2 separate regions of the Homo sapiens genome follow, and region 1 is linked to region 2. Evidence: read pairs that join two places in POLR2A ChIA-PET (ENCODE). Cell type or tissue: PC-9. All regions are shown on one strand. Links, peaks and the distances in the headings refer to the core of each region. The heading gives the core; the rest is flanking DNA.

The links. ChIA-PET counts read pairs that join two places held together with the same protein. Peaks named below come from ENCODE experiments on the same cell type or tissue, not always from the same donor. Only the 100,000 strongest peaks of a DNase experiment are listed, where the experiment ranks them.
Region 1: POLR2A ChIA-PET joins it to region 2 with 10 read pairs; 13 of 35 experiments call an interaction of 5 or more read pairs at or near these places.

Annotation. Positions count from the first base shown.
Region 1 is chr12:12,261,574-12,264,391 of GRCh38, forward strand. The region is part of intron 1 of LRP6 (LDL receptor related protein 6); the gene reads right to left. Among named protein-coding and RNA genes, the nearest start is that of LRP6, 4.1 kb to the right of the region's middle. RefSeq lists an enhancer at 1,801-2,301. In PC-9, for the core only: no CTCF peak of the experiment used is centred there; no DNase peak of the experiment used is centred there; H3K4me3 peaks cover 452 bases.
Region 2 is chr12:12,211,879-12,214,696 of GRCh38, forward strand. All of the region lies in intron 2 of LRP6 (LDL receptor related protein 6), which reads right to left. Among named protein-coding and RNA genes, the nearest start is that of LRP6, 54 kb to the right of the region's middle. In PC-9, for the core only: no CTCF peak of the experiment used is centred there; a DNase peak (open chromatin) is centred at 1,133; H3K27ac peaks cover 32 bases.

The sequences.
Region 1 (2,818 bases), core at 305-2,804, 50 kb after region 2:
GTCATCAAATATCAATGTAATACTTGACAAGTTTGGAAAATAATAGGTTAAACAAAGTTAAAACCGGTCTCTTTACCTCAGGACTTTTCAGAACCCTTAATGTGTTAACATGAATTCTAATCTCCAAATAAAGTGTACAGAGATCACTCAAGGTTACACAGCAAATTTAGAACCATAACTTAATTCTCCTGATTGCCACTCCAAAATTTGTTCTACTTCCCCAAGACTTTATAACACCTGATTTTAAAGGAAGAAAGGATCGCTTCTACAGAAATACAAGATGCAAAACATTAGTGGTTTGTTCCAACAATATTTACCAGCCCACCAAAACAAAAAAAAGTAACGAAGAATTTTTATATAACAAGCCTCCTCAAAAAAAGCTAAAAAGGCCAGGCGCGGTGGCTCACGCCTGTAATCCCAACACTTTGGGAGGCAGAGGTGGGTGGATCACCTGAGGTCAGGAGTTCGAGACCAGCCTGACCAATATGGTGAAACCCCATCTCTACTAAAAATACAAAAATTAGGCCGGGCACAGTGGCTCACACCTGTAATCCCAGCACTTTGGGAGGTCAAGGCAGGTGGATAACTTGAGGTCAGGAGTTCAAGATCATCCTGACCAATATGGTGAAAGCCCGTCTCTACTAAAAATATAAAAATTATCCGGGCATGGTGGTGTGAGCCTGTGGTCCCAGCTACTCAGGAGGCTGAAACAGGAGAATTGCTTGAACCCAGGAGGGAGAGGTTGCAGTGAGCTGAGATCATGCCACTGCACTCCAGCCTGGGCGACAGGGTGAGATACCGTCTCAAAAACCAAAAAAATACAAAAATACAAAAATAAGTCAGGCATGGTGGCAGGCACCTGTAGTCTCAGCTACTCAGGAGGCTGAGACAGGAGAATCGCTTGAACCAAGGAGGCAGAGATTGCAGTGAGCCAAGATCGCGGCACTGCACTTCAGCCTGAGCGACAGAGCGAGACTCCGTCTCAAAAAAAAAAAAAAAAGCAAGCTAAGAAATAGTATTTCACAGATTACACACACCGATGGTATTCCAAAACCTATATTCTTATCAAAAATACTTCCAGCAGAAGATCAGATATTATTTTTTCTCATCAGTATCCGAATGGAACTAAGAAAATGGTAAGGATGGCAACCTAAACTGTGAGGCCCGTTAGATTAGGAAACACATTGTTTTACTCACCATCAGTACCAGAGGCTGACATATAGGAGGTATTCCATACATATTTGCTAAAAGAATGAATAATAAATCCCTGCCCCATCTTTAATTAACCTACCTTTATTAAATTACAGTATCTCTGAATCTGAGTTTCCCCACTTACAAATAAACTGGTGAGGCTCAAACGACCAAGATCCCTTTCACTTTTAAGAATGTGTGAATCTGGGCCAGGCGTGGTGGCTCACACCTGTAATCCCAGCACTTTGGGAGGCCGAGATGGGCAGATCACCTGAGGTCGGGAGTTCGAGACCAGCCTGACCAACAAGGAGAAACCCCATCTCTACTAAAAATACAAAAAAAAAAAAAAAATTAGCTGGGCATGGTGGTGCATGCCTGTAATTCCAGCTACTCAGGAGGTTGAGGTAGGAGTATCGCTTGAACCCGGGAGGCGGAGGTTGCAGTGAGCCGAGATCATGCCATTGCACTCTAGCCTGAGCAACAAGAGCGAAACTCTGTCTTTAAAAAAAAAAAAAGAATGTGTGAATCTGGCCGGGCGTGGTGGCTCACGCCTGTAATTCCAGGACTTTGGGAGGCCGAGGTGGGCGGATCACGAGGTCAGGAGATGGAGACCATCCTGGCTAACACAGTGAAACCCCGTCTCTACTAAAAAATACAAAAAAATGAGTCCCAGCTACTCAGGAGGCTGAGGCAGGAGAAAGGCGTGAACCCGGCAGGCAGAGCTTGCAGTGAGCGGAGATCACACCAATGCACTCCAGCCTGGGCAACAGAGCAAGAATCCGTCTCAAAAAAAAAAAAAAGAATGTGTGAATCTGCACCTGTAATCCCAGAACTCCGAGAGGCGGAGGTGGGAGGATCACTTGAGCCCAGGAGTTTAAGACCATCCTGGGCAACATAGCAAAACTCTGGCTCTATAAAAATTAGCCAAGTGTTATGGCACACAACTGTGGTCCCAGCTACTTGGGAGGCTGAGGTGGGAAGATCACATGAACACAGGAGGTCCAGGCTGCAGTGAGCAGCGATCATGCCACTGCACTCCAGCCTAGGCAACAGAGCAAGACCCTACCTCCAAAAAAAAAATAGGAATTCGTGAACCTGGCCAAGCATGGTGGCTCACACCTGTAACCTGTAATCCCAGCACTTTGAGAGGATCACTTGAGGCCAGGAGTTGGAGACCAGCCTGGGCAACATATCAAGACACCCCCACACCAACCCCATATCTACAAAAAATTGGGGGCATAGTGGCACGTGCCTATAGTTCAGAGCTTTGGGAGGATGAAGCAGGAGGATCACTTAAGCCCAAGACTTTGAGACTGCAATGAGCTGTGATTACACCACTGCACCCCAGACTGAGTGATGAAGCAAGACTTTGTCTCTTTAAAAAAAAAAAAATTGTGAACGTTATACAAATTAAATCTCAAATCATGAAAGCATTTGAGGATATGTCCCTGAACAAGCAAAAATTATAGCAAAAAGTAACATTAACAAGGTACTCCATATTATTTCATTTAAAACACCCAATAACCCTGCAAACTAGTCAGGTATCATTATCCACACTACCAGTAAAGAAACTGAGACCTAGAGAAGCGGACTAGACCAGAACCACAAAGTTATGAAGTTGTGACAC
Region 2 (2,818 bases), core at 8-2,507:
AAATGCTAACTCTAGTAATTTTTCAAAATTGCTGTTATACGTCATTCCTCTTTCCAAAGAATCAAAGGTGATGCATTTTGAGCGCCTCTAAGTTTAATAAAAATGAAATATTAACTGTCAGGAATGCCCCCTTCAAGCATACTCTCCTCTGTGCTCCTGCACGTTATTCTGATACTATGCTCCAGGTACAAACTACATCTCTGTACATTTCAAATACAGTATTAGGACTGTTTACTCATATGTTTTCACCACTCTAGATTCCAGGTCCTTGAAAACAAGGACTTTGTTTTATTTTTTGTTGTATCCCCTATCCTAAAACAATCTAGCATAATGCCAAGTACACAGTCAGCACTCAAATATTTAATAATGGTCTGCACTCACCTGCTCGTGAGACCTCTTGTATCTGTCTTATTACCAAGGCCGTATCCTTGAAAAATACAGGTAAAATTTTATTTTAATGATTACATTATTCTACTATGCTCCAGTTATGAGCTGCTTTTCTTTGAATGCACAAAAGCATGAAGAGAGCCTGTCACATAATATTTCTACTGACTAAAAATTATTACCCACTTCCACACCTTGTCCCTCTAGCCAACAACTGCTCGGCTAACAAGCACCACCCTAAAATAGTGCATCCCCACCGCCCCCCTGCCAAGTAAAAGTGAATACTCTGTCCTTTGTGTCCCCACCATACAGATTTCCATAGCAAAACTTATAGTTTCACTGGTTTATTCATGATTCTATATAATCAGTCTCTTTATATATTTTGCAACTAGTTTGTCTCAGAAGGTATACTAGAATATCCTGTCACTCAAATCTGGAAGCTATATATGCTTCACTGACTTTTTCATTAAATGGTCTCATAGAGAGAATTTTATTTTTTTTAAGGTAAATTTATTTCAGTCATGCTCTATGAGAACTTCAACTACCTTTCTAATAAATACATCAAAATTAGTTTCTGAGGAAAATTTTGTCCTTGACCTTGAGAATTCTTGGTCTTGAGAATTAGAACTTATCCAGCTCACCTCACCTGCTTTAACTGAATTGCACTTTGCCCAGATGCCGCAGGGACAAATGCCAAAGAAATGTGTCACTGTGGATATTATAAAGATATTGTTGAATATATTTTTCATTATATCATATAGCAGCTTCTTTAGAGGACTAATGGGAAGAAACTGGTTTCATCATCTGGAGTAAATATTTTTTTCAGTGAACAGCTTTTATCTAAAGGACATTAACTCATACCTGATACTTTCTTCCCTAAGGAATCTGGCTTAAAATCAAATGTGTGTGGAAGTATATGGGAATTAATGACATATGTTTTGGTATGTATATTTTCACTCCTGGTCTCATCTTACATGTATACTCTTATATTTCCATCTCAATTTTAAAATTTTATTTTATAAAATTAATACATTTATTTATTTTGCATCACTTTTTTATATCTTCCTAAAACATCTTAAATCCTTTTAGAGACAAAGTAGGAAAAACATTTACTATTTTTTTCAGTTTAGCTATTGGGGATTAAACATTTTTCTTATTAATTTGTATGCACTTTTTATATATCAAGGCTAACTCTATTATTAATATATCTGTTACAAATATTTTTCTTTGTCTTTTTTTGCTTGAATCAAAATTTGGTTGAATCAGTATTTTTCTTTGCAATTTCTTTCATTGCTTTCATGCTTAAAAAGCCCTTCTCTCTTCAAAGATTAAACATTCACGTTTTCATTTGATGTTTAAGTTTTCACTTAAAAATTTTTATCCATCTAAAATGTATCTGAAGTATGACATGAGATACTGATATAAACTGATTTTTTCTTTCCTAACGGTAAATTCTTCTAGTATGACGTCCCTTCCCTCTTGATTCCCACTCCTTTTATCACGTTACAAATTGTAACGTACAGTATTTTCCTAATCTACTTGTTTAATATCTATTTTTTACACCAATAATGTCTCATAGATTTAACATTAGCTCTATTAATACCAGTCTTGGATAATCATGTGACCATAGTTTTAATTTTCATCTGCAAAGTGAATACTTCACTAGTTGATGTAAGGATTAAAGTAAGACACTTTATATAAAAGAAAAGTGTCTTTCCTACTGGCTTTGACCCTTCTGCTCTGATCTGGTTGCAGGACAGTTCTTCATATTTATCATCTTCTCTTAGACTTTTACCATTACCCACCCCATGGGGTCTTTTAGTCATCTAAACTCCCTGCTAATACCTATTTTATAACAGTAACCAACCAAGAAGCCAAGCAGCACCCCACTCTCAAAACACATTTTCAAAAATATGTCATAAGTAAAAGAATATTTATTGGATGCAGGTATATTACAAGAGAAAATTTAGGACAAAATAGCATTTACTCAACAAGAAAAAGGAAATTTTCCTTTATTCTTTAATAAAACATCTCAGTTAATATTTACAAGCACTGGATACAAATACTTCCTTTATGTTAAACCTAACACCCCCTTACCAGTAAAGATAAGCTTCCTTTTCATAACAGGTGAATACAATGTGCCATTCAAAGGCCCAGTCAGCTTACTAAAAACCCATTCTTCAGATATCTCATAAATCAACTATGTTATATAGTAAGAACCTGAAGTCTTTAATCATCATAAACACATTCCTGCAAAATAAATACATAAGCTTAATTCTTAAAAGGCAAAAGCTTAAAATTCATGATCTGATTTGTAAAATATGCTAAGACTAATCTTTTGGTTGCATTTATTTGAAATTTCTAAGTCATGTGAGAACTTTCTTTTTCCTTTAACTATCAGAGCCTATTTCTGTAAGCAAGCATAGAAAAAATA